2 separate regions of the Homo sapiens genome follow, and region 2 is linked to region 1. A link is a loop called in an ENCODE intact Hi-C map of the cell type or tissue named here. Cell type or tissue: natural killer cell. All regions are shown on one strand. Each heading gives the region's core, and the rest is flanking DNA. Links, peaks and the distances in the headings are about the cores only.

Region 1 (15,391 bases), core at 4,202-12,201:
GCCCTGCCAGTCAGTTCTTCCAAAGTAGAAGATTTGCATAGTCTTAAAGCCCACAGTTCATGGCGAGGACCTGTGAACTCCATAGAAAAACTGAATAGTTACCTGAGCATTTCCATCCCAACATCCAGTTGATTCAAGTTTGCCCAGTTAGTAGACTTGAGGTTCATGAATTGCATTTGGACAAAAAGTATTTGTATTCCCACTTCATAACATACGTTCCAAAGGGTGTGTTGAGATGGTGATTGGCTCTTTAAAATCCATAATCACTACCAGGGAGAAAACAAACATGCCTAGCCTACGAGGGATTGGTGTGGACTTGATAGACTTATTACATACTTGATAAATGCTTAGTTAGACATGATTAGATTGATTTTTTAAAAAGCGCTAGATGTCTATGACATAAGTTTGCAATATGCTTAGTTTCATATTGACAGTAATAATGGCAGAAGTAATAGCAGTAGTACCATTACTTGTAGTAGCAGCAGCAGCAATAGCAGGAACACCACCTACCAAGCAATCTGAATATTCGAAGCATTGTGTTTAATGCTTTACGTGCATTATTTCATTTAATCTGCTCATCAGCTTTAGGAGCTTTGTACTGCTTGCACCCGCATTTTAAATAAGAAAATGTACATGAGAGACAAGTAGCTTAGAGAAGTGAAAAACCTCGTTAGCTCACCCAGCTGGGCAAAGCCTGGAGTCAAAACAGAGTAGATTGCCCCCTTGTGCACACATAAGAGCCACACCGTTATCTCCAGTATCAACATTAACTAATACTTGTGGGGCACTGAGTGCTAGGCACTTCTCTAAGCACTTTCTAAGTGTTCATTTATTTATCTTTACTGCAACTTTGTGAGGTAGGTGTTGCTACTATCCCCACTTTACAGATGAAAACCGAGGTCCAGGGTCCTACAACTAGCTAGTATGTGGTGGAGCCAGGATGTAAAGGCAATCCCCAGTTTAAATGCTTTTAAAATGAAGAGCTTCATTTTTCAGAGTGGTTCTTCCACTCTAAAGTATAGGAAGAAAGCCAAGTGCAACATAGTCATTCTTACAATTGACCAAGGTTTCCTTTTACCTTACAACTATGCTACCTCCATAGGCTTCTAAGCTTGAAGAACAAACTGATTGTAAGAAAGGGGAATGTTATTCCCACTATGTGAAAAAAAGTATTTAAACAAAGTAGTCTACTGGAAACTGTACAGCGTTCTTACTTTATTATTTTTTTTAGAAGGGGACTCGCTCTGTTGGCCAAGCGGGAGTGTAGTGGCATGCGCGTGGCTCACTGCAGCCTCAACCTCTTGGTCTCAGGAGATCCTCCTGCCTCAGCTTCCCAAGTAGCTGGGACTTGCTCAGCTAATTTGTTTTTTATTTTTAGTTTTTTGTAGAGACAGGGTCTTGCTGGCTGGGCTTGGTGGCTCACCCCTGTAATCCCAGCACTTTGGGAGGCCGAGGCAGGCAGATCACCTGAGGTCAGGAGTTTGAGACCAGCCTGGCCAACATGGTGAAACTCCATCGCTACTAAAAATACAAAAATTAGTCAGGAGTGGTGGCACACGCCTGTAATCTCAGCTACTTGGGAGGCTGAGGCATGAGAATCACTTGAACCCGGGAGGCAGAGGTTGCAGTGAGCCGAGATCACGCCACTGCACTCCAGCCTGGGTGATGGAGTGAGAGTCTGTCTCAAAAAGAAAAAAAAGAGAGAGACAGAGTCTTGCTATGTTGCCCAGGCTGGTCTCTGAACTCTTTAGCTCAAGAGATCCTCCTGCCTCAGCCTCCCAAAGTGCTGGGATTACAGGCGTGAGCCACTGCGCCTAGCCAACCTTCTTACTTTAAATGACCATTACTTATCTTTTTAACAATTTAACTTAGTTCATCAAAGAACTGATGTCTACTTAATGTCATACAACACAACTGATTCCATAATAAAACAATTGTTCAAAGTGGTTACTTCTGCTTCTAGGACAGCTATGTACCCCACACCAGTAATGACATATATTTCGTACAGCACAAACCCATCTTCCTCTGAAACAAAGCCTTTAACGGACATTAATGACATTTATAATAAATTTATACTTTTTTGTTAGACCAACTTAGTAATTCATTTATAACTTTCATTGCCACAAAGCAGTACTATGATTCCGGACACAGTGGTTTCTTTGAAACCTATCCAAACCCAAAAAAACCCTGGAAGCTAACAGAACGCTCAGGAAACAGATATATATATATATATATATATATATATATCAATGGGATATATAGGAGATATAAGAAAATTAACATCTAGATTTTGAGGATGTTTAAGCATATCTGAACTTAGGACTGGATTTACACTTATATCAGCTTCTCTTTTTATTGCAATCTGTACGCAGAGGAATAAAAACGTAGAAGAAACAGAGATGCCAATGTGTTTAAAACAAGAAGAGAGTGATCACTCTACATTCACTTTCAGTGATGACACTAAATTTTTTACACTGATTTCTTTATCAATTCTGTGGCCAGGAAGTTAGTGCATTTGTAGTCACATGGCCCTTTGGATTATAATTGACATCCACATCTATACATTATAAGGATGAAGATTTTTAAGCTATTCAATTAAATATTTTCCTTTGACTGCCAAAATCCCTTGCAATGGAATGTTCTCCACCCAATCCACTTCCACTTCTGGGAAAACATGTTTTTCTATGTAGGAGTGATAGCTCTTTCCCTTCTTGATTTTGTATGTCTCCTAGGCATCAACTCCAGCTCCTACTGTCTTAAATAGTTAATAGCCAAGGATACTGATTAGAAGGCATATTGAGGAGTGGCCGGGCATGGTGGCTCACGCTTGTAATCCCAGCACTTTGGGAGGCCGAGACGGGCGGATCACTGAAGGTCAAGAGTTTGAGACTAGCCTGGCCAACATGGTGAAACCCCATCTTAACTAAAAATACAAAAAGTAGCTGAGTGTGGTACTGTGCACCTGTAATCCCAGCTACTAGGGAGGCTGAGGCAGGATAATCGCTTGAACCTGGGATGCCGAAGCGGCAGTAAGCTGAGATCACAGCACTGCACCCCAACCTGGGCAATGTAGTGGGACTCCATCTCAAAAAAAAAAAAAGAAAAAAAAAAAAGAGGTAGGATATACTAGATTAAGGTTTGGATTCAGTGGAAAGGCCTTAATCTATAAATCTTTTATTTTACATTTTCTTCTTAGAGGAAAGGGGAAGGAAATTATATGCTAGGCAATCCAGACACCTGTAATATCGGGGTCTGAGGAACAGAGGCTGGAAAGTAGACTGCAGTTCATACCTATGGAAAGATAGGGCAGGGAGCCAGGCAGATTTTCTTAGCTTGATATTTTTTAACCCCTGCTCTGTGCCTAACATTGTGTAAGGCACATTGCAGTATAGGTAATCTAACTTATATTCCTCCCTGTCTAATAGTTTAGTCTGTATCTAGGAGAAAGGACACACACATTTGAGGAACTTTCAGTAATGAAAGAATTGCAGGAAAATGCAGGGCTATGAAATTTTGCCATTTCAATGGCAAAAACCACAATTACTTTTGCACCAACCTAATAGAATATGTGTTTAAATGCTGTATGAGTTGGGAACATGTGTGGTGAGCTGAGCTTGCTCTGGAAGGGTAGCAAGAATTAGGTGTGATCAGGGATGATTGTGTAGATCGGTCTGACTGGAGTAGAGTATTAACAAGGAAAAGGGAGACCAGTAAGAACAGAGAGCAGGTTTTGGCTTTCTCTCATAACCAATGTGGAGCCACAGAATGTGTGTGAAAAAAAGCAGTGACCTATAAACAATGTTTTTCTGCCACAGTCATTTAGTTAGGGTTATGTGAATCAGATGTTCCCTGCTCCAGTCCCTTCTCTGAACCCAGGTGACATTTTTATCCTTAGTTAGAACTACTTCTGTGTGTGCTCCTGTGACCAACTACGTTAAAAAAACAAACAAACAAACAAACAAACAAACAAACAAAAAAACGCTTATTGGGAAGGAGAGATCTGGTCCGAAAAGAGAAGGCTCTTCTGATTATTAAAGAAAAAGGATGTTCACTTTTTCTCTAACTCCACGGTGTTAAGGTCTAATTGTAAGACCCGTTCTTGCCATTTCATTAAAATCAGAGGCATGGAATGTGCAGTGAAACTTGAAAAATACATAAGCACTTTGAATTTTGCGGCTAATGGTTCTCCTTGCTTTCTTTCATTCGAGCTGCTAATTGGCTGCAGGCTACTCTGCTACCCTGGGAGCCTCTGTCTTTCCAACCCTTTTAAACTCAGCTACAAATAGCTTTATAAAAATTTAAACCCCAAATTCCAAACCTTGCTCACTCCTTAGGTAGGCAAAGTCAACTGCAGTGACTATTACTTTTTCATCAGCACAAAGAATTATTTCCCTCATGTAGCTGGACAATTATGGTAAGAGGACAACTAAGCATCCTTTTCTCATTATGGATATTTCTTAATTTCCTTAGAATATGTTTCTGTCGTTTTACTTAAAGAATACCAAGGTCCTGATGAGGCATTTTCATTGGCTGCGTGTTCTTAGTCTCCAGTATAATGAATCATATTGAGTTAATTTATCTCTCTTTCTCTTACACCATGTCTTTTTGTGTCGACAAAACTGAAAATTCACTTTCCCTCACCAGGTTGGGGCGTCGGGATAATTGATTGTTACCAGTCTCTGCTGTTAGTAGACAGGATAACACCAGTGCCTCTAGAGAACAGGTGAAAACTAAACTCTGTCCCCCGAGGCCAATGAAATAGCTGTTTGGTCCCTTGTGTGAAACTTCCTAATAACTTAACTGGGCAGCCTCTGGGTCCCTGGAGGGTTTCTCCACAAGAGTATTCCCTCTCTTTGTTAAGATTGCTTATTAAAAATGATTTTATAATGAAGTTGCCTCAAATAGCAGCTCTTTTCCTGGTTGTCCTTGAAGCTGTGGTGAAGAACCTTAGAGACAACTGTCTAGGGTTTTCCTCCTTGTTAAAAAACTTCTCTCTTACCACTCTTGCTCTTGATTTTTAAGGAGACAAAATCTAACTGACACAAGTCCCTCTCCGGCTGATTATGTCGCTTCAAACATTGTGCAAGGCATTATTGGTAGTTCAACTTGTCATTCGGGCTCAGGAATCGAACTGATCTACGTGGAGTGAGGACAGTTAAGTCTGCAGTGGAAACAAGGCTGTAGGGCTTCCCCCTGAGAGCAGCAGCCAAGGAATGCTGCTGTCATGCTGTCACAAACTCTGCCCCTGACTCTATCAAAACAATGATTTCCAATTATTTCATCTCTTTGGTCCTAGATTTCTTCTATCTATAAACTAACCACTTTCCTGCCACAAGAGACTGTCATGAAGAGGAATTAAATTTAAAAAAAAAAAATAGAATCATACTCTTTGGGCTGGGTGCAGTGGCTCATGCCTGTAAACCCAGCACTTTGGGAGGCTGAGGCAGGTAGAGCACTTGAGCCACAGAGTTCAAAACCAGCCTGGGCACGTGGCAAAACCCCATCTCCACCAAAAAATAAAAAGAAAATTAGCTGGGTATGGGGGTGCATGCCTATAGTCCCAGCTACTCAGGATGCTGAGGTGGAAAGATTGCTTGAGCCCAGGAGTTTAAAGCTGCCGCAAGCTATGATCACACCACTGCACTCCAGCCTGGGTGACAGAGTGAGACCCTGTCTCAAAAACAAAAACAAAAAGAAACAAAAAACGAACTATACTCTCTGCTACCAATGGCCTGTATAAATTCAAAAACTTCTAATACATGTAGGCAATTAGGAGAAAAATCGGTTTTTTATTGTCCACACCATAACCTTAACTTCTCGGCTTGCAAGGGCTTAGATGTGGTGATGTATTTAACATAAAGAATGATAAAGCACCCGGCAGGGAGGCTCGCTGTCAGAAATATCTGCCTCCGATTTCGTTTCTCAGTGGCCAGGCATTCTCAACAAGCAACACAGGAAACAACAAACCATATAAAGTTGTTAGTGACAGATTCAGCTTGAAATATTTTTCTAACTTTAAGGCTTGTCAGGCAGTAAACCTGCAGAGCAGAGAACTCAAGGTGTGGCTTGGCACTTGTTTTGCTTTGCAGTGTGAATACAACAGAACACCAACAGTAAGAGGGACGATTGTGAATCTTTTAGGGAAGAGAGCCCAGTCTTGTCTAGTGGTACCAAGACTCACTGTGTGCTAAGAGTGTGATAAAAATCTGTCTTGGCTAAATTCTATTCTCTGAGATGAGGTATATTAGAAAACACCAGCCTTACATTCGGTAATTCCTGCTCCTGCACAATAAAAAAGAAAAGTAAGGAAAAAGAAAAACTGTGGCTTTCTCTAGAATTTGACTGTGGCCTTCTCTAGAATCTTCTGATTCTACCTCCTTAGAAACAAGGTGGAATCTTCTCATTCAACCTCCTGTAAGGTTTTCTGTCACCTGAGGAGTCTAAATTCTAAGTATGGCATTCGAGGCCTTTTACAATCTGGTCTTAATCTTTCCACTGCTCTTTTCAGGACTTCTCCCATGCAGGCAGTGTTTGCCATCCTCAGTGATCTGTTCCCAGGAGATTCCATGCATGGGCATACCTCGGTGCCTTTGTATCTGTAGTATCTTGTTTGTCCTGGAATGTCCTTCATCATCTTCTGCACCTATAAAGTCTTATTGCTCCATCAAAGGCCAACACAAGTAGCATCTGCCGTGCAAAGCCTTCTCCAATTCCACCTTGTTAATTGCTGCAGCCCCCACAGTACATTCTTAAGGTGACAGTATAAAATGTATTGCAGAATAGTTGCTGTTTATGTAGCTTTGTCCTACTAGATATTCTTTAATTTTTTTGGCCGGGTGTGGTGGCTCATGCCTGTAGTCCCAGCACTTTGGGAGGCTGAGGAGGGGGGATTGCTGAGTCCAGGAGTTCAAGAACAGCCTGGAAAACATAGGGAGACCAGGTATCTACAAAAAAAAAAAAAAAAAAAAGAAAGAAATTAAGTAGCTATGCATGCTGGCACACACCTATAGTTCCAGCTACTTGGGAGACTGAGCTGGGAGGATTGCTTGAGCCCAGGAAGTCAAGACTACAGTTAGCAGAGAGTGCACCACTGCACTCTAGACTAGACTACAGAGCAAGACCCTGTTTCAAAAAAAAAAAAAAAAAAATTATCTTTGTATCCCTTGGGCTTAACAGAGTGATCAGTATCTACTATGTGCTCAATTAATACCCGTAGATTTTAAATAAGTGTGTCTGTATGTGTGTGTATACATACACAATTTTATGACCACTCTTGTTGCTCATTTCAGTTTGGCCAAAAATAATGATATTTTCATTGTTAACAGCTATAAGAAAGAATAGGCTGGGTACAGTGGCTCACACCTGTAATCCTAGCACTTGGCGAGGCCAAGGCACACAGATCACTGGAGGTCAGGAGTTCGAGACCAGCCCGGCCAACATGGGGAAACCCCGTCTTTACTAAAAATACAAAAATTAGCCGGGCATGGTGACAGGCGCCTGTAATCTCAGCTACTAGGGAGGCTGAGGCACGAGAATTGCTTGAACCCGGGAGATGGAGGTTGCAGTGAGCTGAGATCACACCACTGCACAGCGAGACTCAGTCTCAAAAAAAAGAAAAGAAAGAAAGAATAGGTATTTATTACTTGAAATTATATTGTGAGATTTGCATTATAATAGTTTGGAAACTGATACTATAATTCAAAGGGCTGCTTGACATCTGGCAATTTACCATATGCATTTTGAGTCTCAGTATTAGGGCTAAATTTTAGGGCTGATAGCTTTAAAGTTTCTTTCTGCAGTTTGTAAGATTTAAGTCAGAATCTTATCGAGAGGTTTAAAAATACTTGCCTATCTTTCTAGATATGAAGAATGTGTTAATTTTCTGAGTGACCTCTTGAACACCATTTGTTTGCATTATCCATGTAAATCAGATGATCGAATCTATAGAGTAAAAGGTAAAGGGACCATTTTCAGTTACCATTGGCATCTACATTTATGCAAAGTAGGAAACTACCTACTAGAAAAGAGAATTGGCTGACCTTTCCAAGAATGAAGGGTGTATCCTATCAAGGGAAATATCCTGTATTTGTCCAGTCTAGAGAAGAAAAAGTAATCCTAAAATGTTTAACAGTTTCTGAAGTAGATGTCCTGATAATCCCAGATTACTTATTGAATTTTAAGGTAAATTCTGGAAAGAAATGACATTTATTTGTTCAAGGTCAGAACACGTGACTTGCTATGTTTGTCTGGTCTAGAATGTAAGTATGTTTCCTTAGTTTAGCAGGAACCAATAATTTCAAAACTATTGTCCACCTCATCAGTGGCTGCACACAACCACAGTTTCTGTGCTCTTTTCCTTGGAATTCTTTTAAAAATGTCCTTTAGCCTTCATATGCAGCTTCCTCCCTACTTTTGTTTGTAACTTTTTCTTGAGTCAAAACAAGAGGAGCAAAATTATCCCCTGCAGTATCAATTGCTTGAGTGGAAGCCTTGCTCATAAATGAGAGGATGAGATGTGACCCAATAAAAGAATCTATTTTAATTTTAATTTATTTCCTGGTGGCCTTTTATGCCTCCTTAGGCGATGACCTAACCAATTCTATCTTAACACTGATTTTCTTCTTCCAAGGTCAAAAAGCACTTTGGAATTATTGTAAAAAGAGAAAAAAATGTCCCTTGCCTGTAACGTAAAGTCCATCTCTTCTTAGGAAATTTAAATCTTACTTTCTCAGCTTCACAATAATTCTTTTCTCATGAGGCGTCTATTAGCAAGCTAAATGAGAACAGGATGAAGGAAGAAGATCTTTTAGGCTTCTGAAGTTGATTTTTTGATAGAAAGGCCATCTCTTATAGCCTCCTTCACCCATTTTCTTTCTCAGATGGGAGTCTTTAATAGCACAGTGAGAGGAGCTATCTTCATTTTGTGCTGCTCTTTCACACAGCCAAGTGCAATCAAAGTAGAAGCTGTCCTAGAAGGCCTATGGTTTTTGATGTTGGAAAAGGAAAAACTGTTACTATCACACACACATCCTCACCACCATCCTCCTCTCCTCCTGCTCCCACACCCCTCAAAAAAGAGTCCTGCCTGGTATCTCTAAATCAAAGAACTTTCCATGGCCTGATTTGTGGAAGTTACCTAATCCTGTGTATAATTGGGGTGATTTGAGAGACAGGAAGATGTTCTCATTTTCACTAGGGGAGCCACTCAGGGACAGTATCATTTAGGAGAATATGTTTTTATTGCCCTAAATTGCTTCACCTGAGATTCTGTTGATACGTTTCTCTTAGGTTAGATTTCTAATGAACAAAATGACCAATATGGGACTCATTCTCACAGATTTTCCTAGTGCTTTACCTACTCTTTAGTGGTCAGTGAGTTCTTCCTCGTTCTATCCCAGAGTCTTACTTACAAGAATTCTGGAGAGTTGGGTTAATTATGCCACTGAAATGTAGAAGAGCCAACTTCTCACATTCTGTGTGTGACCAATCATCTACATATCGTACATGATTCTTCTATTATTTTCAATAGCAAAGCCTCATTATAAAATTTCTCATATTGTGGCCAGGTGTGGTGGCTCATGTCTGTAATCCCAGCACTTTGGGAGGCTGAGGTGGGTGAATCACCTGAGGTCAGGAGGTCAAGATCAGCCTGACCAACATGGTGAAACCCCATCTCTACTAAAAACACAAAATTAGCCGGGTATGGTGGCGTATGCCTGTGATCCCAACTACTTGGGGGGCTGAGGCAAGATAATCACTCGAACCTGGGAGGCAGAGGTTGCAGTGAGCCAACATCGCGTCATTGCACTCCAGCCTGGGCAACAAGAGTGAAACTCCGTAACAGCAACAACAAAAAAAGTCTCATTTTGTACCATTACCATTAATTTAGCTCACCTTGCAATGCTAGAGTTTTTTAAAAACTTCTGGAACTAACCCTCTTGGCATAAAGGCTAAGTTGGGTCTATCTCACATTGAAGAAAGTGAAGTTCTACCATATTCTGATCTAAAATTCATCATTACGCCCAGCTAATCACTCCACTAAAGTATCCTTAAATAAACGAAGGTATCTTAGATTGAATTCCCCAGAGAATAGATGCTCAGATTCTGAAATTGTCATACAGAAAGTTTATGGGAGTGTGCTTATAGGGACAATGCCTATAGAGAGTGAGGGAAGCTGGACTGGGCAGAAGGAAAACTTGAACAGTTGCAATATAGGCTTCAGCAGATGCCACAGGGAGATCAGAGTGGGGGTGGCCCTTCAGTGATGTACCAAATTGAAGCAAGGGGGCTGCATCTTTTACTCTGCATCAGGCAGCCATTGGGTGCCAGCTGCACCTAAGGGCATAACCTTGGGCAAGGCAGCTCCACTTTAGCTAAGGACAAATCTCAGGAAGCAATTCAGCTATGAGCCACTGGCAGTCAACACTCAGGGCCCCAGGGGAATGAGGGCCTCCATCCTAAAGGGAGGGACCTATGCAGCACACCACAGCATCCACTACAGGGGGACAAAAATGGACAAGAAATCTAGCTTTTGTGAAAAACATGTTTTCTTTTATTTAAAATGACACATATTTTATTGCTTAGCTAGGATTTAAACTAATAAAATATATGCTTGGCCTCAGCATTACAGTATACCAGAATTGCACATACTGAAGAAAAAAAAATGTTTTTTTCTGTTGAATAAGGTTCTTCGTTAGGATTTCTGGTCCTGGAAGCATGCATTATAAATCATATGTGTGTGCAATTCCATATAACGTTTTATTTTTCCACACATGGACATTCCAGAGCGTTAACACATTTTTCTCAATTATAAAAATGAATAATACATTTCCAACCATTTGGGCTCACATAAAATGTATTCATATAGGAACAAAAAGAATGCCTGCAAAGAACTAGTTATACATATTCCATGTTACTTTTTAGATTTTGACAGTTTGCTACTGTCTAATAATTGAGATACAGTATCTGAAATATTTTTGCAGGGCCTATTTATATGCATAGCAAGTCTCTCTTTTTAGTGGTTTATGAGACTCCACCCTCATTTTGCCTGTTAGCAACTACTTGCAAATTAAGCCAGAATTAAGTAGGAGATTAGTGGTGGCTATCAAAGATGGGAACCATCATAAGCTAATAATACCATCCCCCAACTGTTGTCATATGAGAAAAAGCTTCTCAGAAATAATTAATGATAAAGCACAAAATGAATTTTAGTTTCATTCATCAAAATCCCAACATTACCTCTATTTTAATGAAATCTGACTTCCATTTTTCTTCTAAGAATGGGAGATCCCAATAGGAGAAAATAAATCCAAGCCTTCTTCATAGAGTGTGGTTGACTGAGAAAAAGAGGTTAAGTGTTTCCACTCTTTGGTTCAATATACATCTTCCTAACACAGACCTCAGCATTCTAAAGTCCCAAGTTTTTCTCCATGCATTCGTGGGATTTTCACAAGTCAAAATACCCCTGTTCCCTCTGGGACCAGAAGCTTGAGATACCAGGTAGTTCTGGACAAGGGCTGCTAGTTTCACAGGTGCTGAAGTTTCAGAAAAATATCTGAACCTCTCGGGTTCTGATGGAGTCAGGGTTTATCTAAATGGAATTAAATCTTCCGTAGCTTTCCAGTGTTTAGTTCCCGTGCCTCTGCCTTGGAAAAGAGGGGGCCCTTTCAGGTTGATAGTGAAGTTAATTGAGATTATTCTTCCCCTTATTCAAAGAGAATTAATAGATGGGAGAAACCCTTTACCTGGTCTCAAAGTTTCCATGGTTCCAACAGCTTCTACCTGGGAAAATCCCCAACCATTCTTTTGGAGATCCCTGTGTCTGAGTGAAAGGAATTCTGAAACTGCCCATAGACATCAATGGCAGCTTGATCAGTCTGCCCTGGGTATTACCATAATAATTACAAGGTCCCAGGCAGATAGCAGCTTTTTAAGTGGCAAAATCACTGTTAGGACAGTGTCCTGTAACTCACTCTTGGGCCAGGAATCCCATGTATGCTATATCAAGTAACTCATCTACATTTGCCATTTTACAGATTGTGCCTGGCCCAGCACATCCGATTGCATGCCTTGTGCAACTGCACCACTTCTTTACAACACTTGCTGATAGTTAGTACAAATTACAGTGATTTTTTTATATAAAGGTAGCTAATGAGCTGAAATGTAAAGTAATTGCTATTTTCAATGGACAGGATGAATCTGCTCTTTAATTTTTTCCTGAAAAAAAAAAAAAATAACTCCTCTATTTTTTTTTTTTGCCAGAATTTCAGTGAGTGATTCACATTACTGTCAATTACACGCCCTTATTATGGATTACAGCCACTAGGCAGCTGTCCAGGAAAACACAAGTCTGAAAATGCTTCTGTTTTAAGAAAATTAAATTCATGGTTGCTCCTCCTGTGGGCATGTGCAGCAGGCAGGAAGCCTCCACTTTCTTGCCAAGGAAAGGGATAAGGACTTGCCTACTTTATCTGAATTAAATAGCCACTCTGACATCTTGAGATCTTGATACCAATGCCCAGATGTAGGGCTTGGTTTTGGTTTCTAAATAGTTTTTTTTTTCTTTCAGTGTGTGTTACAAAACACAGACTGGTGTTATAAAACAGTATTTCTGGTTATGAGTCACAGCAGTGCCTGTGTGTTACCAGAGAGGCCTCATGGAAGCTGAATGGAGAAACTGTTCACCTCCCTTCTTCCCAAAAGTCGGAGTTGACAGTTTGAGGCTCTTAGCTCTGTTTTCAAAGATGTCCTCGTTGCCAGCATATGCAGGTAGATTTCTTTTTAAGGTGCAGGTGAAACTACAACTGAAAATACTATCTGTGCTGTTAGGCTGCTCCACGGTCTAAGAAATCCAGCTTTTATATGGGCAAAATAAAAGCTGCTAAAGTCTGTCAGAGGTATTCTTCCTAGGAATGGTGTAAGATTTAGCAAAATATCTTTAAAGCATTCCATTAAGGTTGCCTAAATCATTTATGCATTTGGGAAAACTGAGAATTACTTGAGATTTTTCCAGTTCTGAGCCTTTAACTACATTTATATCTGATTCATAGAATAAGACATTTCAAATAATATTGCGATGAAGCTGACCTTCACATTATCTGTGTTCCAGATACATTGTGTCTAAGTAATGTCAGCGTCTAAAAGAAATATTTAAAAGACAAAGGATTGTGAATTGGGTGAAATCAGTTTCACCTCTTAGCTTGTTTAGATGCTAATTCAAGCCAAAAACTGAAAGAAAAAAAAATTTTTAGATGATTGATGAAATTTGAATATTGATTGGTTCTTTAGATGATAGTAAATAATTTTTTAATATTGTCAGGCATAATACTGTCGTGGTAGTGGTTTTTAAAAAATCCTTATTAGTTGAGATGAAGACTGAAGTAGTTGTGGATGAAATGACAAGATATCCAAGATTTACTTTAAAATGCTCCAGAAAATAAGTATGTTGGGGAGGACTGGGAATAAATAAAGCCAGAGTGATAAAATATTGTTTTAGCAGGGGGATGGGAACATAGTGGTAGATTATGCTATTCAATTTTTTTATGAACTCAAAAATGTTTGACTGAGTTCTTTTTTTCACCTCCTTGTTGTCTGTGATTTATCAGATGATTATTTTTACATTTGGGGTTTGATCACTTTGGGTAGTTAGTATTTAGTGAGGAGGACATGACAAGGATGAAGCATATCAAGTTCAGGCAGTCAACGATGATCTCTTGAACTATATAAAGTGTATGCATTGCTATGTAAATTATGCATTGATTGTTAGCATGCAAGTAAGAAAAGTTACCTTTTATACTAAGGTTGTCTGACCTTCCTTTCAGGTAGCGAAAAGGTGCAAGCATTACCTGCTCTTGTTTTAAATTTTTTCCCATGTTTTCATAGTCATTAAGGCCTAGATTTGATTGTTGGATGGACTAGAGGGTTAACTTCACCTCCCATGTTAGAGATGAGGACGTTTTCTCAGGGCAGTGTAATGTGTCTTGTTCAAAGTCAGTTCTACTTGCTTACAGAAGTGGAAGCAAGACTGGGACCCTTCAAAATCAGTACCCTTTTCCACTCTATCATGCTTCGCCAATCTTGTCCTTTAAAATACTCATTAACAATCTTCCCTCCGGGGATCAAAGCAGTTTTCTAAATCCAGACCAGTGACTGAGTGTCAGATGTTCATTTCAGGTAGTGTGGCCCCAAATTATCTTTTCTTTTATTGAACATGATTTCCAAGTTGTGTGATGAGTCCCAGAAGTGATCCTTTTTAATTCTGTTCTTGTTAATGCTCTGCAGCAGGTTTGCGGCATGTTCCTCCTCCTCGGGCTTACACAGACTTTCTGTCAGGGATGGGTCAATATACTCCAATGACAGTCTAGGTAGAAAGGAGGAAACACTTGGCCAGCTGATTCCACAAGGACCATCAGCCACTTCTACAGTGCCTTTCCAAAAGGCACTACAGAAACAGTGCCTTTTTTCTACTTTAAGGTGAAATTCCAAACATCACAATTGAAATAGAAACATTTTCCTTCACATGGGAGAACGGACCCTGTTTAGTCTTTGTGGCCAAAGCTCTTTAAGCACAGACTTACCTGTAACATGTTATCTTCTTTGCACTTAATAGCAGCTCACTGAGATAAAGTAGATTGGGTTGGCATTTATTAAATAATTTTTACAATTTAAAAGAGAGGTTTTCAAGAGTTTTACAAATAGCAACCCTCTGATTTCTAAACACGTGGTTGTGCAGATACATGTGAAAACAGAAATACATACAGAAGGGCTTTGCCCTGTTGGTATGGTCTGTGGGGAGATCAACCATGAAGTCTGGTCCTCTCTTCTGCCCATTGCAGAGATTCTGGATTCTCTTGTCCATCAGATTCCTAAGAAATGCAGATTTTATTTATGCATCCAGGAATCCCCTTGATCTCCCTGACCTCCTACTATATGGAAAGCACCAAGGATAAGAGAAGAAAATGGGCCAGGCACAGTGGCTCATGCCTGTAATCCCAGCACTTTCAGAGGCTGAGGTGGGCGGATCACTTGAGGTCAGGAGTTTGAGACCAGCCTGGCCAACATGATGAAACTAGCTGGGCGTGATGGTGCACACCTGTGATCCCACCTACTCAGGAGGCTGAGGCAGGAGAATCACTGGAACCCAGGAGGCAGAGGCTGCAGTGATCCGAGATCACGCCACTGCACTCCAGCCTGGACAACAGAGCAAGACTCCATCTCCAAAAAAAAAAGAAAAAAAGAAAGAAAAATGTAATCTCCTTCCACCCGCCACTCCCCGCTTTTCCTTTTTTTGGAGGAGGCAGTGGTAGAGAGAGAGAAAGGCCACGAATGCACCATCTAAATATTTTGGATGGAGAGGCCAAGAAAAGAGACAACATAGGAATCCCCACCCCTC
Region 2 (15,391 bases), core at 3,634-11,633, 120 kb after region 1:
ATGGTTTGAGGCTTCTAGGGGCCATATATTGTGGGAAGGTAAATATATGTGGGAACTAATGGAAGACAAGGGTTACTTCAATAAGGTTTGTTTTAGCAGATTTAAGTCAGTGCCCATCTGTAGTGATAAGGGTTGTCTCCTCTTCCTGGTATGGGGTTGGGGCAGAGGGCACCTTTACAAGGGGAAATGTATGCCCTGCCTATAGGCAGATAGGGGTAGGGTAGAGAGCTTTTTCTGCTGTTTCTCAGTTGCTTTCAGCTCAAAATAATCTTCATGCCAAAGTGTCATAATTTGGGGTGGCATATTCTGATCTTCTCACCAGTTAGTTGCAGAGCTAAAATTAGAACTTAGACCATCTGACTCTTAGCCCATTCTTTTGATTTCTCTATGCTTTATTATATAATATTAAAATAGCTGTTAGTCTCTGTGATACTACTACAAGAGGCTTACCAATTCTAATATTAGAACCAACCAACAAGCCTGGCTCCACACCCTTGGCACATGTCACAATCAATCACAGCACAGTGCATCTCAACCAGCCCCCAAGCATTCACTTGAAATCCATGTGACTCGGAATATGAGCTGAAACTCACTTGCCATCTTGACCTTATAGTAATCCCAGGATAAAGCAGTAATTCCTGGTTCAGAAAAGCAGATGGAGATTAACTTTGATTATTGAGTATTATCTGGGATCAGATAAAAATATCAATAGCTCATATAACAATAGTAATAGCAGTTACAATTGTATGCCAGGCATTGAGCTAGTTGCTTACATATATTCTTGCATTTGAGCCTCATAACAGCCCTGTGAAGTAGGTACTGTTATCTCTGTGGTAGAGATTAGGAAATAGAGGTTTGGAGAGGTTAAATAACTTGCCCATGATCACAGTGCTAATAAGTGGAAGATTTAGCATTGGGGTCCAAGGCTGTCTATCTGTAAAGCCACTCCTTGACATCTGACAACATATATGGAGAGGTCCATGTGCTGACCACTTGTAGCCCAGCCCTAGATGTCACAAGAGTAGTTATTAACTTTCTCACCTCCAGCCTTTTCTTTTAATCCTGTGAATTCCTTTGACATCTGTGGGTGGCAGGCTCTAGTAAATGTAGTTCAGAAGAAGATGCCTGCCCCAATTGATTTTTTTAGACACTTTAATTTGTGTTGGTTCTTGCTGTAGTTTCCACACTAGAAGGAAAGACCTGAGGCTGTCATTGGGTATTTTAATAACCCTTTCATTCCACTCCAGGGTAGTAGATATTACATGCTAGAAGCAGGTGGTAGGATTTCCTAATTTATTTATTCCTTTGGAGCACCTGCTATGTGTCAGGCACTGAGGCAGGCACTGGGAAGACAGGATGGAGAAGAATGACAGGTTCCTGCTCTATACATCTTATTCTTAATGTGTGGAGACAGCTAATAAATACGTGGCATTCCAGGGACTGATAAAGGCTTTGTAGAATGAATGCAGGTATTCATAGCAGGTGACTTGCGGGGAGAGGGCGAGGGATGCCTTGGGTTTTTCATTTCCTGTGGACCCTAGGACAAATATTAAGAAAAACTTTTCAAAAAGCAAGATAAGCTTCTGTATCTCTGAAATGACTGCAGTGCACTTGTGGCTCAGACGGAGACTGAGGAAAATGTAAAAAGACATGGTGTAATTTCAGTGTAATTTTCCTGTTTGACACCACTATCATTTTCCCAGTCTTCTGGGCCCTTCTCTCCCTGATAACTCTCTGCACCTGCAGCTGCATCGTGTTCTACCTATGATGCAAGGCTCACTGCCTCTCCCTAACACCACCACTGTGAACCACGAAGGATCCTGTGTTTTGTGTCCTCAAAGTCAGGTCCCCTGTGGCTACCGAAGTTCAACCACCTACACTGATAAAAGAGCCTCGGCTCACTCTTCCCAAGTGAATTGTTTCTGTTCACACTGGTTCTGTTTTTCTCTGTGAAATGAGGAGGTTGGGATAAACCCCAGTTGAAAAGGTGGCAGGAGAATGAACAGATGGTGGCAGTATCACCTTGGTCTTGCCCAAGCTTGGTAACCTTAGGACAGTCACTTTACCTCTCAGTCTCAGGTGCCTTGACTGAAAAGAAAGGGGTTTGATTTGTTAATCACAGAGGTCTTTATGGACCTGGCATTGAATGATTTAAAAGGTTCCATGTAGCTCTTTAGAGTACACTAAACAAAACAAAAACTATGATTTACTAGAGGCTGTGCATCTCTTTCCAGAGGAGTTTCAGACCAGGAAAGAGGACAGTAGTACAGTATCATTGTGGGGCGGTAGGAAAAATTATTCAAGGTCTTTTAACTTTCATTCCTGAGGACAGTTAGTGAGGGAAATGAACTCTTATGAGGTTGTTAATGAGATCAGAGCAAAGATGGCTCTTTGTACTCCCAAACTATGTTTAATTTCTTAAACTTTAGAAATGGCAGGTTTTAACTAAGTCAGCCAGATGAGGATGTGGGAACCGAGCAGGGACCAGGATGAGCCAAAGCATCAGAATCACTTACTTGTGAAACTGACCGGCTTCTGCTTGTTATCTGTCATTTTACTCCATATTGAGGTCAGAGTGGTAAAGCTATTTTGCAGTATACATTTCCTTTTGCTTAAAAGACATGAGATTATCAAAACAACAGGGAAGGGACGTTACTCACTCTCACCAGTAATTTTCAAATGCTGAAAATAAATGTGCCTAGATATAGTCTCCATAAATATATTAATGTGTTGCATATTCCCTATATAGCTATAGTTATTTCTTAATTGATTTCACTCTGCAATACTGTGAAATCGCCTTATGGAAATCTGAAACATAAAAAGATACCACTTTTTATGACTTTGTAGCTATCCTGTTTTCTTCTAAAGGTATTGGTTAAGTGCATTGAAGCATGGGTGGTCCACACAGTGGCTCTTCCAGACAAACTAAATTAGCAGAAGGAGCAGCAAAACCAGCAGTTATGCAAAATGTTTCTTTTTGTTTTCTTTAATTGTGGTAATGAGTTCATTCAATTTTGAAAGCTTATCTTTGTATGCCTGTCTTCCATGAAATTTTGAGGTGTGAATTCAGCCATTCATTGCTTGAGCTTTTATTATTTCAGAATTAGGGTAGCATTACTTCTTTTCCCTCATCATCCCCTTGGAGAGTCACCATCTAGATGATAATATATACTTCTATTTATGTCTTTCTCCTAGTGTCCTTAAGCCTTAAGGAAAAGAAACAACATCAAAAAACATTAATTTTTTTCCATTGAAAGCTGATCCATGTGTGTGCTGACAATAACTTTAATCCCTTTAATGTCCAAGTGAGGAGGATTGAAAACTGGTAACACTTTCATTGATATTTTTTAAATATGCTCTTATAGCAAAAAAAGTTTGATATCTTTTTGGTGACCACTTAAAGGAGAAACTATTGACGCATAAATTATAAATTCTATGGCTTTAAATATTATTTTTTGAGATGAATGTGTTTGGGGTAGAATATGAACAACTTAAAACTTTAAAATTTCCATCTAAATTTCAAGTCTTAAATGTGCCTCTTGGTTTTTTGTTTGTTTGTTTGTTTGTTTTTGAGACGGAGTCTCACTCTGCTGCCCAGGCTGGAGTGCAATGGCACGATCTTGGTTCACTGCAACCTCCATCCCCCAGGTTCAAGAAATTCTCTGCCTCAGCCTCCCGAGTAGCTGGGATTATAGGCGTGTGCCATCACACCTGGCTAATTTTTGTATTTTTAGTAGAGATGGGATTTCACCATCTTGGCCAGGCTGGTCTTGAACTCCTGACCTCATGATCCACCTACCACGGTCTTTCAAAGTGCTGGGATTACAGGCGTGAGCCACCGCGCCCGGCCCCTCTTCTACACTTTTTTCAAGGTCGGAAGCAGCTCACATATAGACAATTACATCTTCAGCCACTTAGTTTTTTAATATCACTTTCGTTTCATAAAATGAGCTATGTTGTCCTTACAATTCAGTTGATGGCCAGAAGAAAATCAGACCCTTTATAAAAAGTAGGACTTTAAAAAGCACTGGTGTCCTATTGTAGGCTGTTTCACAATACACATAGTAAAATATGAATTTTATTGTTTGTTTTGTTGATTGGGAAGGAGATGGGAGGGGGTGGAGAGTGACGTTATAGTTTGAATTTATAATTTGAAAGCAGAGAAAATGGATGAAATAAAAAGATTACCATATGAGTATCACCAGATCCTCCCTCCCACACACACATACCTATCCCCAGGCAATCTTTCTGTGAGAATTTACCTTGGTGTTTAAAAATCACGGCAATATAAAAGTGATATTAAAAATAGTATACTACCACTGTAAGAAGTATGACAAACATGTGAGATCCTGAGAAACTGCAGAATATTTTCTCATTCAAAGTTTAGTACCTTGGTCTTATAGTGTTTGACACTAAAAAACATAGCAAATACTCTTTTATATTTAGCCTATTCCGTGATGCCTTGTTTCTTAAATTAATTCATGGGCAATGAATGGGGGAGGAAAAATAACAACAACAAATATGCCCTGGTGATATAGTAAATGCCACTTTCCAACACTTGCTCGCTACCTAAGAAAATCACTTTATTTTCTTCTCTCATGCCCAGCTTGATTGCAGAGAGCAAGAGAGTAGATGGAAACTGTGGGGTTATTTTTTAACGTTATATCATTAACTCCATCCAACACAACATGCTTAATTCCTTGTTTCTCGTAACTTTGGGATGAAGTATGGTGTTTTGTTGCCTGTTTACAAAATAGGCGACAGACACAGAACATAAGAGCTGCTACATATCATAGAACATATCGAGAATGCCAGAGATTTTTCCTGTTTTCTTCCACAAGACCATGTTAAACTGTGTGTATCAAGTTTAATAAGAGCAATGTAAAGCTACTTGATTACATTTTTATCCACAACATGATTTTAAACTAATGCTATTGGCCAGGCGCGGTGGCTCATGCCTGTAATCCCAGCACTTTGGGAGGCCAAGGCGGGCGGATCATGAGGTCAGGAGATCGAGACCACGGTGAAACCCTGTCTCTACTAAAAATACAAAAAATTAGCCAGGCATGGTGGTGGGCGCCTGTAGTCCCAGCTACTCGGGAGGCTGAGGCAGGAGAATGGTGTGAACCTGGGAGGTGGAGGTTGCAGTGAGCCGAGATCGCGCCACTGCACTCCAGCCTGGGGAACAGAGCGAGACTCTGTCTCAAATAAATAAATAAATAAATACACTAATGCTATTTACCGTGAAGTGTAGTAGTTATACTTCGTGCCTCCCAGCACTTGAGGGTTTCATCATTGCCTTACAGTATTTCTCAGAAAATAACACATTCTCCCCTGGAAATTGTTGGCTGACTTTAGCAAATTCAGGCCACCTATTCATTTAAGACTGTTGTGTGTGTTTGATTATCTAGAATGAATTGCCTTAAGAGTCTCTTTTGGAAAAGTACTAGCACAGTGCCCGAAATGCCAGGGAGTGGAAAGTCATGGTCTCGGCGGGGAAATGACTGCAGTGTTCATGGAGACAGTGTTTTCGCTTGGCTGACATTAATGACAACCCAATGCTATGTGCTCACTGAGTGTTTTCATTTCAGAAGAGCATCAAAACCACTGAGTCCTTTCAAGTCGTCTTCTTTTACTGTGAAACCAGAAACCATGCCGACGACTACTTTCAGTAATAACCTGTGTCCCAACTGCAGGCTGAAGTAAACTTCTTCTCATATAATTTTCTAATTTCTGTGTAGGGGTAGTTGTAGCAAACAACTTAGTTTCTTTCAGAGCGTGACTTCAGAAAGCGTATTTTCATGCAGCAGTGATGGGTAATGAAATCAGAATTTCCACAAAGTCTGCCCTAATTGAACAGCATTATCAGGAAAAATAAAACATGAGACTCAGAGTTTTCTCCCAAAGTCATTTATGTTATTAGGTAATGAAGCTGATTTTATTTTAGCAAACGTACTAGGAGGTATACTTCCACGTGAACATTGCCCCTTCAAAGCAGTCAACTGGAAAGGCTGAATGTCCGTGCCCATAACGCTGTCACTGCCAAAAGCTAATATATAACTCTTCTTCTGAAATGGCTTTCACCTCCTTCAGCAATGTTTTCATATTCTCCATAGTGGCCATAGTTCTCCTAGAAAAGTGAGCTTGATATTTGAAAACAACCAATAGTTAATATGCTGAAAAAGGTAAGTGAAGAAACCAAACCAGGCCATTTTCCTTAAAAAAAAAAAAAAAAGGCCAGTCATGGTGGCTTACACCTGTAATCCCAGCACTTTGGGATGCCAAAGTGGGTGGATCACCTGAGGTCAGGAGATCAAGACCAGCCTGGCCAACATGGAGAAACCCGTCTCTACTAAAAATACAAAAATTACCCAGACGTGGTGGTGGGCGCCTGTAATCCCAGCTACTCGGGAGGCTGAGGCAGGAGAATCCTTTGAACCCTGGGGGAGGTGGAGGTTGCAGTGAGCCGAGATCACGCCGCTGCACTCCAGCCTGGGTGACAGAGCGAGACCCTATCTTTAAAAAAAAAAAAAAAAGGAGGAGAGGGACTATAAAGTACAGCTGTGTCTTATCTCATTGGCACTGAGAGCAGCTGCATAAGAAGTAGCTCCAAGTAGTTTGGGGCAATGACAACATAAGAACTTTGACGCTCAATCCTCATTTTGGTGTCAAGGTTCCTGGAGCCAGTGAATTTGTTGGAAGAAAATATTGGCCACTAGCTTTCTTCTAGAACATTAATAGAGTGGATGACAATGAAGACAACAAAGAGCATTCGAAGGCTATCATCCACCACAACATAGGAGCATCTCCACGCCCACAGTACGTGTCAGTTATCCACATTACCCCACTGTTGATCGTACACATCTTTGGTTGTGTCAGAACTGCTACTCCCCTAACAAAATGCTACGCAAGCAGTGAGTGTGGGAAGCTGAAGGGAGGGACAACACGAGGGAAAATCCTGCTCAAAAGAACACAGAATGGTGACTTTCATTGTCATAATCTGATAGTAATCACGGACAATTCTGACTTCAGCCACCAGTTCAGAAATCACTAAGAGGCAGGAGAGTTTGATCATGAGGCCGCTTGGTGCTTTTACTGCAGTCACACAGAATTCCCTGTTTCCAGGCTCAGCAAACCTCTGTTACGCAAACTCGGGTTGAGGACAAGGGTGTGCTGGGGAATTGGATGTAAATTTTAGTTGTGACATTGAAGCTTTCCCCACAGGAAGTCCTTTGGAACTATCATTTTATTCCATTTTATGTTTAAAAATATAAAAATGGGCTTTATTAAAATCCCATTTTTTTAAGGTTTATGAGCTGTTAGTGAAGACTATACAGAACTGCTACCTATTTTCCTGTCTCTATCTGTTTCTCCTGGGAACTGTTTTGGCTTACCGCAGATGGAGGAAAAGAGCCACACTGGAGTGAAATGAATGACAACATTCCCGGAGAAGTCTCTCACGATCTCAAAATCCTTGGCCCACTGGTCATTTATAGCCACTGCTAAAGTATTTGTGACCAGTTTCCTTTAGTTTAACAATTACTCTCTCAATAGACAAGCATCCATCCAAATAACAATTTGTCCTAAATCAAATCCCTGGAATATTAAAATACATCATTAGTTTAGGAAATCTGTTAGTTGGCCCTCAAAGTTTTTCATTTTTTCTTACATAATCCCTTCTTGCTCCCCATTTTTCAGTTAGAGTTGAATAAGGTAGGGCCTAGCAATGTCAACCATGATGGAGATGCCACATAGTATTTGTCAGGTTAGAAGAAGGGTGAGAAAGCATGTAGCAGGTGGAACGGATGGTTCCACAGCCCCTTGACTCCCTGACGTAGAAGAGACTGAAGGCAACCTGATCACCACGTTCAAAAGTTGGCTTTCTCCATTTTAAGTTCTTCCTTAAAGCCTCTTTAAGCAAAGTCCCTGAAATGATACAGTAGAAAAATCACACAGACTTATTTAAAATGAATTCTATCACTATTCCTGAGATCTCGCCTGCCCCACTGAGGACATTTTGTTTTCGCAAAGTGCTTTGAAATGTGATAAAGGATCTTAAAGAATATTTGTAAAATTATGCCCAAAGAAGACATTCTTTGAGGTTAACTTGCAGTGTCTAAAAGTCAAGAATGAGGAAGGAAAGGAAAATAACAGATTCACTTTAAAATGGACCACGCTAATTGGGCAGTGAAACATCCTTGTGTCACACCATTTACCGTAGCAGACCAGAAGAGGGAAAAGGCTTGATTTTTCTCTCATAGATACCACAGTTCACTCTCAAAAACATTCCTAAAATGGATTGATATTTCTCTGATAGAGCACCTGTTTTGCTACTGACAGTGTTAAGTTCCATACTAATCAGCTCATCTAGCCTAACTGACAACTCAAAAAGCTGATTCCAAGAACAAGAAACTGGCTTCAATAGAAATATTATGGTTTATTTTGAAGCGTGGGGACAGGTAAGGACTAAACAAATTTATCTTTGTGACATAGTTTAAAGGGTATTTTAAATGAATAATAATTCCTCATAAGTGCTAGCCATTCGTCTCATTGTTGGTGGGTGTGTTTGAGGTGCGGCTGGTTTTTAAAACAAATATACCAAAGGTTATGAACCCCCCAAATATTCTGTTCCATTCAGAATTTATTTGTAAGTCTACGCACTTATTCAAATGATTTTTTTCTAAACTTTAATTTTCTTTTTTTAACTCAATTTCTTGGAATTGCTTTCAGTAACTGCTTCAGGCCTCTTTGAATAGCAGTGAAGGCAAAATCAGGGCAAGTCGTGGTGAACAGTTTGGCTTTTCTGGAACACTGAGCTGACGCCAGCCACCCCACTGGGCTTGGTTCCCCAACATCTCACAGCGAAGGCACTTGTCTGATGCATATTAAGCTTTTATGTTACCACCGGGGGCTGCCTCAGAAGTTACTCCTCTGTGTCCTGATGGTCCTTGACTTGGCCTTGGACTGTCCTTGACCTCCAATACCTTAGACAGTTGCAGGTGGGAACAGTGTAGCTTGAGGTTCTAAAATGCTTTGCTGATGGAAAAGGTTTTGTTCTGAAAAGTGAATTACAATAGGAAATGGATTTGCATTACTGACACTATCTGCTGTGGGCTTTGCCTCTATTGATTTAAAGCAAAAGGGCACAATTAGTGGCCTTCAAAGAGAGGGGAAAAAAAAATAACCTAACTCTGTCCTAGCACGTTCAATTAACTTGTTTACTTTGAAGGGAAAAAAAACTTTTATTTTTACATCAACAGCGTATTAGCATGGTGTTGCCTTGTCTCATCTGTAATGGCAAGACATGGTTTTGAAAAAAAATTCTCTTCGTTTCATAGTAGTAATGTTATTTTCTAACATTAAGCACAACAACAACAACAAAAAAAAGCAGGGAGAGCACGAGGGGTTCGGTGTATAAAAACGGTGTTCTAGCTGCCAGAACTTTTATTCTGGATCTCGAAGAGAACAGTTCATTGTATTTCCTTTCCTAAACCAATGAAAATGAAAAATTAGTTACTAGGTAGAATTCTCTTCCACTTTCTATCCCTTTTCCCTGACGAGATGAAACCTGCTGGGTTTTGCCATAAAAAGAGGTCCCTGTTGGGGAAATGAGAGTTCAGCTCACTCTTCACATCACAGTGTAATACAGCAGGACTGGCTCTGGAAGATTATGTAGTGCAGCACTATGCCTAAGAACAGAAGAGGAGGCTGAGCTCTGGAGAAAGAGGGTCACAAAGCGTTACAGGCATTTGGTGAATTTTGCTCACTGCACAGGCAGTTGTGAGAGCCTCCGAACCCTGTAGTTCAGTCTTTTCCCCACTTTACCAGTGTGTGAGGCCTCTCTCCCACTTCCTCCACTTACCACCTCTCCAAGATGCCAGCCTCACTGTGGGCTTTCCCTAGAAAGAAACACTGGTTTCTTTCTATCGTGCCCTGGTTAGTGTTGTTTCTCACATTAGGCCTCTGTGTTAGAAATAAAGCTGCTAAACTCCATGTCGTTACACAACAAAAGGAATACAGTGACCTATCCTTCATTCTTCTGATAGTTCCCTCAACTCCAGCTGCAGCCCCTGCCAAATACTATCATCCTTAAAAGATAGACAGTGATCCCAGCACTGTGGGAGGCCAAGGCAGCTAGATCACTTGAGTCCGGGAGTTCAAGACCAGCCTGGGCAACATGGTGAAACCCCATCTCTACTGAAAAAAATATAAAAAAAAGCCAGGTGTGGTGGTGTGTGCCTGTAGTCCCAGCTACTCAGGAGGCTGAGGTGGTAGGATTGCTTCAGGCCAGGAAGTGGAGGTTGCAGTGAGCTGTGATCGCACCACTGCACTCCAGCCTGGGTGACAGAGTGAGACCCTGTCTAAAGAAAAAAAAAAGACAGTGATGATGATTATAGCTAACATTTATGGAGCCCTTACTATGTGGTGGGCACTGATGCTACAGGCACTTTACTTGTGTACCCTGTAATAATGAGATAGGGCTCGTTTTAAAGGTGAGGAAACTGAGGCACAGAGAGATTAAGAAAGTGTCCAAGTTCTCATAGCTAACAAATGTCAGGGTAGAGATTCAACCCCAGACTCTAGATTTTGCAAATCAAATCTCTACACTTTGTCTTCAAGGTCATAATCAACTCTCTCCTTTTTCCTTAAAAAAAAAAAAAAAAAAAAAAAAAAAAAAAAAAAAAAAAAAGTTTTCACTTTCATCCTTAATTCCTATGCAGTGAAGCTAACGTAACAAGACGAGGTGCGCTGGTGGGTTCTGTGTATCCTTTCCGTGTCCTTGGTGCCCAGTCACGCAGGTTCTCAGCAAGTGGTGGCAGGACATGCAGCTGGATGGACTCGTGTGTAGGCCCACATGTTGGGGGTGGGGGGTGAGGTGTATGTGTAAGCATGTGGGGGGTGTGTGTAGGGTGCGTGTGCAGTGTATGTGTGTGTGGCATGTGTGGTGTGCATCTGTGGTGCGTGTGGTGTATATGTGTTGTGTGTGTGTGGACTGTATGTATGTGGGGTGGGTGCGTGTGTGTGCCGTATCCTTGGTGCCCAGTCATGCAGGTTCTCAGCAAGTGGAGGCAGGACTTGCAGCTGAATAGACTTGTGTGTGAGGTGTGCCCGTGTGTCGTTTGAGGTGTGCCTGTGTGCCGTGTGTGGGAGGTGTGCCCGTGTGCCGTGTGTGGGAGGTGTGCCCGTGTGCCATGTGTGTGAGGTGTGCCCGTGTGTCGTGTGTGAGGTGTGCATGTGTGCCGTGTGTGAGGTGTGCATGCGTGCCGTGTGTGTGAGGTGTGCATGCGTGCCGTGTGTGTGAGGTGTGCATGTGTGCCATCTGTGTGAGGTGTGCATGTGTGCCATGTGTGAGATGTGCCTGTGTGCCGTGTGAGGTGCGCCTGTGTGCCGTGTGTGTGAGGTGTGCCTGTGTGCTGTGCTGTGAGGTGTGCATCTGTGGTGTGTGTGAGCATGGTATATGTGTGTAGTGTACGTATGTGTGGTACATGTGAGCATACGGTGTGCATGTGTGGTATGTGTGTGTATGTGTGGTGTGTGTGTGCCTGTGTTACCATTTAAGATGGTAGCAGCTATTGGCATTAAAAAGGACCTGCTATTCTGAGCTCTGGCTTTGACAGTAAGCTGTGCCCACAGCAGCTGTTAGCAATCAGAGTGTGTTTCCATCCGATGTGAAATGTGCTGCCACCACTTGTGAAATGGATTTCAAAACCTTGCCGTACTGAAGTACCAAAGTGTGTGAATGGTATACTTTTACTGCAAATTAGAAAGATTCACTTATTGCAGTGATAATGTCACACTCACTCACTCAAGCTATCTTAAGTGACAGAGACACACATTGCCAAACAGTGGATAGCTGATAGCAGTGTTTTCAGGACAGTCATAGAATGTCATCTGAAATGTTTGTCTCTGTAGGCAAAAGAAGCACCTTGGACTAGAGGAGCAGAAACTGAAAATGGAATAGGAAGGACAGTGGTGCGGGCCTCGTTTTGATATCTTTACATGGCTGTTGTGTTCTTACTTTGCCTCTAGTGCATGACTTACATAAAAATAAGTGGCTTCAAGATAAATACACAGGCTATACATTTCGTTTTCTTGGGGAAAAAAATGACATTTATGAGGTGTTATAGTGTGTGCATTGATGCTCAGATGTCAGACCTTCTTAAAATAAATCTGACAATCTCTTAGCTTAGTCCAGAGCATTTCTTCTCCTTATGTCTCGCAACTACTTAAATCCCCAAAGCTCTGCTGCCTCTTTCTGTATTTCCCTTTCCTACTAAGAAATAGCCACCAGCTCCTGCCACTTCCCCTTGGGAATAGGCACAGAAATAACTGTGCTTCAGCTATCCACAAATATTGCTATCCATTCTCAGGTTGAGCTTATATGTTGTAATTAAGAATGGAAATGTTTCTTTAATCAGCAAGTTTAAAGACCATGCATTTAGGGAAAGTCAGAAACAAGTCCTCACGTTGTTTGGTCATTAGTATGCCTGGCTGAACTGGTTGTCTTAGAAAAGCATTACAAAAGAGAATTTTTTGAAATACCATTGAGCCACAGTTCAGAAATACATCTGTGATGTATTTGAAAGGCTTAGAACTTGCCATATTTTTTGTTTAGATGTTAATGACCATGTCCTGGAAACTGGAGGTGAAGGAACTAGTTGAATTTCTAGGAGTTCTAATTCTTCAAGATCTTACAATCTTAAAGTGGTTAATATGAAAACATTTACACTTCCGCTTCTGGCAAGCCTAAATAATTTGCCTGTGATTTTTAATAAAAACCGGATCCTTCCCTCATCTCTCATCCAAAGCTTCATCCTCTTATTAATTCTAAGGACACTTTTTTGAAATGGAAAACAGCACAGAGGTGGAGCAGAAATACAGGCTGTGGGCTAATTCTCTTAACAGTCCTCACCCACTAAAATGATCTGTGGACCAAGGAAGTTTTGGTGTCATGACACCATGTTCCTGTGACTATAAATATGTTGTCTTTTTAGTGTTCTGGGCTTGCTATAGAGGGATGTAAATGCATTTTCAAGGTTTAATGTTCTAAGTTATTTCCAATCTTTTACCATGAATCCAGTTTATTTAGTTGGGGAATATTTCTTGAGTGACATCTATTCAATGAGCAGTAGCAGATCTTCAGAATGCCATCGGAGCTCATGGAAAGAAATGATGGGTTCCTTTGCCTGGTAAGCTTTTATGACTTAATCTGGATTCTTGTTATTTTGACCCATTTCTGCACATCTTACTTCATGCAGCTGGGTTTTGTGACCGCACAGTTTTGGGGGGGGGGGGTCATGGAAATTGTGCAGGTGGAATTAGTAATCAATGGTTGTTAAGAATTTGTGGGGTTATGTGAAATTTGGTGTGAAGTTAAGACAGCTGCAAAGTGGAGTGGTTTTCTCGTAGGCTTAGGTGTGAGAATGTTGGGGGTAATTGGTTAAAGTAAGATTGTTTCATAAAATGCAGTAAGTGTAATTCTGATGTTTTCGGTTGAGCAGAAACTAGATCACCAGATTTGGTATGGTTTTAAAGATGTTCTTTTCTGTTGTGAAAAACAGACCTTGAGCAATGAAAGCAAAGAGTTGACCCCAGTGCTCTCAGCTGTAAGGAGGATTTCACCTAAATGTAGCGTAATTGTTCCTGTTAAGGAGAAAAAAAGGAATTGGTATCTAGAGTGAGGTTGATCGCAAGAAAATACGTATGCAGTTCTGTGAGTCAGATGACTTTTTTTGTCTAGTATTATCCAGAATTATGTAAGGGACACCATTGTTGGAAACAACGTTATTAGGAATTTCCCTTGAGCATAGTCTAATCACTTAGCAAAATAAATGGGTTCTCTTTCCTGCTGATATGAAATGACATTTAACCCACCCCGAGAGATTCTAGAGAAAGAGGACTTTTGTTAAATGTTACTGATCCCAGGGTCCTAGAAAATCTTCAAGGACTTTATATTTTAAAATGTAGTTAATTCTAGAATCTTAGAGGGACCTTACGCCAACTGAGAACCATTGGTTAAATAGCCAATTACCTTTATCTTAGCCCTTGATATCACATAACCCCATAAATCCTTAACAACAAATACGTTCTGTTGTTTACAAAGGCAAAAGAGAGGAAAAACAAAAAGAAAAAAAAAAGGATTGTATTGCTGATCCTGGTGGTATCATTTATTGGGTGAGAACTTACTTATTTAGTATCTGACCCACTGGATGAGTAGGATGAAGTATTAGGAAGCTTATTCTCTTGCTGTTCAGGTCTTTCACTCAAGGTTTAAACTGGTTACCAGGTAGATACCAAAAAAGGTATAGAGTCAACTGCCTTAAACAGTTTGTGCACTACTATGTGATAGGAGAATTCTAGAGAGAACTGGATCTAAAAAAGCCACCCACTGTTCTTCTAGATGAAAAATCTGTTTCCTCTCTGATTTGACAGAATTTCCCTGTCTAGGGATAAAAGTGCTCATTTGGATTTGGCTTTTAGCAGAGATACATATGCATCAGGGAATGTGAGTCAGTTTCTCTAGAAAGCTTAATCTAGTAGGGATGGAAATATATTACAAAGGATTAATATTCAGTTCCCATTGTCAGAACCACCTGCATATTCACAGAAAGCCACATGAGAAGATGTGCCTGGCTTCCTTATTCTTCAGAGATTTCCTGCACACACAGCTCAGCTTTCTCTTAATTCAGATGGGACATTCTGGCGCAGTATTTTAACTCTTACACAACTAAGTCTTTAAAAGACTGAAGAAAAATCGTCAAAGTTCCAAAACTTCAATTTTGTCTTATTTTAAATTTAGTTCACAAATGTTTGATCTCTTGATGGTTTGAGGAGTGTGTGTGTGTGTGTGTGTGTGTGTGCATTTGGCAGGTATACTCAACACTTTTTATTGAAAAATGTTTTTTTTAAAGCCATTAAGTTTTCCGGAGAAATTACAATCCAGTTGAAGTTTTTGAGAAGTGGCTTGTTTAGTAAGATGCAGAACATTTTTTTTAATGGCTATAATTTGATAGACTCATTTGAGTCAGATGTCAACTTAATAATAAGGCTTGGGATGTCTGTCAGAGGGTGACATATATGTTTATTATGTTAACAAGTGGGAATCGTGCCATTTCCATGATGCCCCGACAAGACCGTACAAGCCCTAGATAAAGCTAGGTCAAGGACTTTGCATAGAGAGGCGACCTCTCCATCTAAGTGCTCTTTTTCTTCTAAGTTGTGAATAAGATAGTAACATCTGGACCCATCAGTCCCTTGGGAAAGCATCTTGGAAACCAATGATTAAAAAACATTTAAGTAAGTCTAGCTAGCAGATGAGAATTATGGTACTGTGTAATTTTTATTCTCTTTGTGGCATAGCTGGATATGGGTAATAGGACACAGCATCGCA

The links. A loop is a pair of places that touch in the nucleus more often than their neighbours do. Peaks named below come from ENCODE experiments on the same cell type or tissue, not always from the same donor. Only the 100,000 strongest peaks of a DNase experiment are listed, where the experiment ranks them.
Region 2: a loop joins it to region 1, with 2.0 times the contacts of the local background. A loop is called at or near these places in 1 of 110 quality-filtered maps.

The regions. Positions count from the first base shown.
Region 1 is chr15:60,657,924-60,673,314 of GRCh38, reverse strand. The region is part of intron 2 of RORA (RAR related orphan receptor A); the gene reads left to right. It overlaps LOC105370846 (a long non-coding RNA gene), which reads right to left. Exons shown (of 5, transcript XR_007064663.1): 5 at 10,530-15,391. Among named protein-coding and RNA genes, the nearest start is that of RORA-AS2, 16 kb to the left of the region's middle. RefSeq lists an enhancer at 12,656-12,705. In natural killer cell, for the core only: no CTCF peak of the experiment used is centred there; no DNase peak of the experiment used is centred there; H3K27ac peaks cover 941 bases.
Region 2 is chr15:60,538,470-60,553,860 of GRCh38, reverse strand. All of the region lies in intron 2 of RORA (RAR related orphan receptor A), which reads left to right. The region is part of intron 3 of RORA-AS1 (RORA antisense RNA 1); the gene reads right to left. Among named protein-coding and RNA genes, the nearest start is that of RORA-AS1, 67 kb to the right of the region's middle. RefSeq lists a silencer at 5,484-5,533. In natural killer cell, for the core only: no CTCF peak of the experiment used is centred there; DNase peaks (open chromatin) are centred at 3,870, 5,590, 6,890 and 9,848; H3K27ac peaks cover 7,755 bases.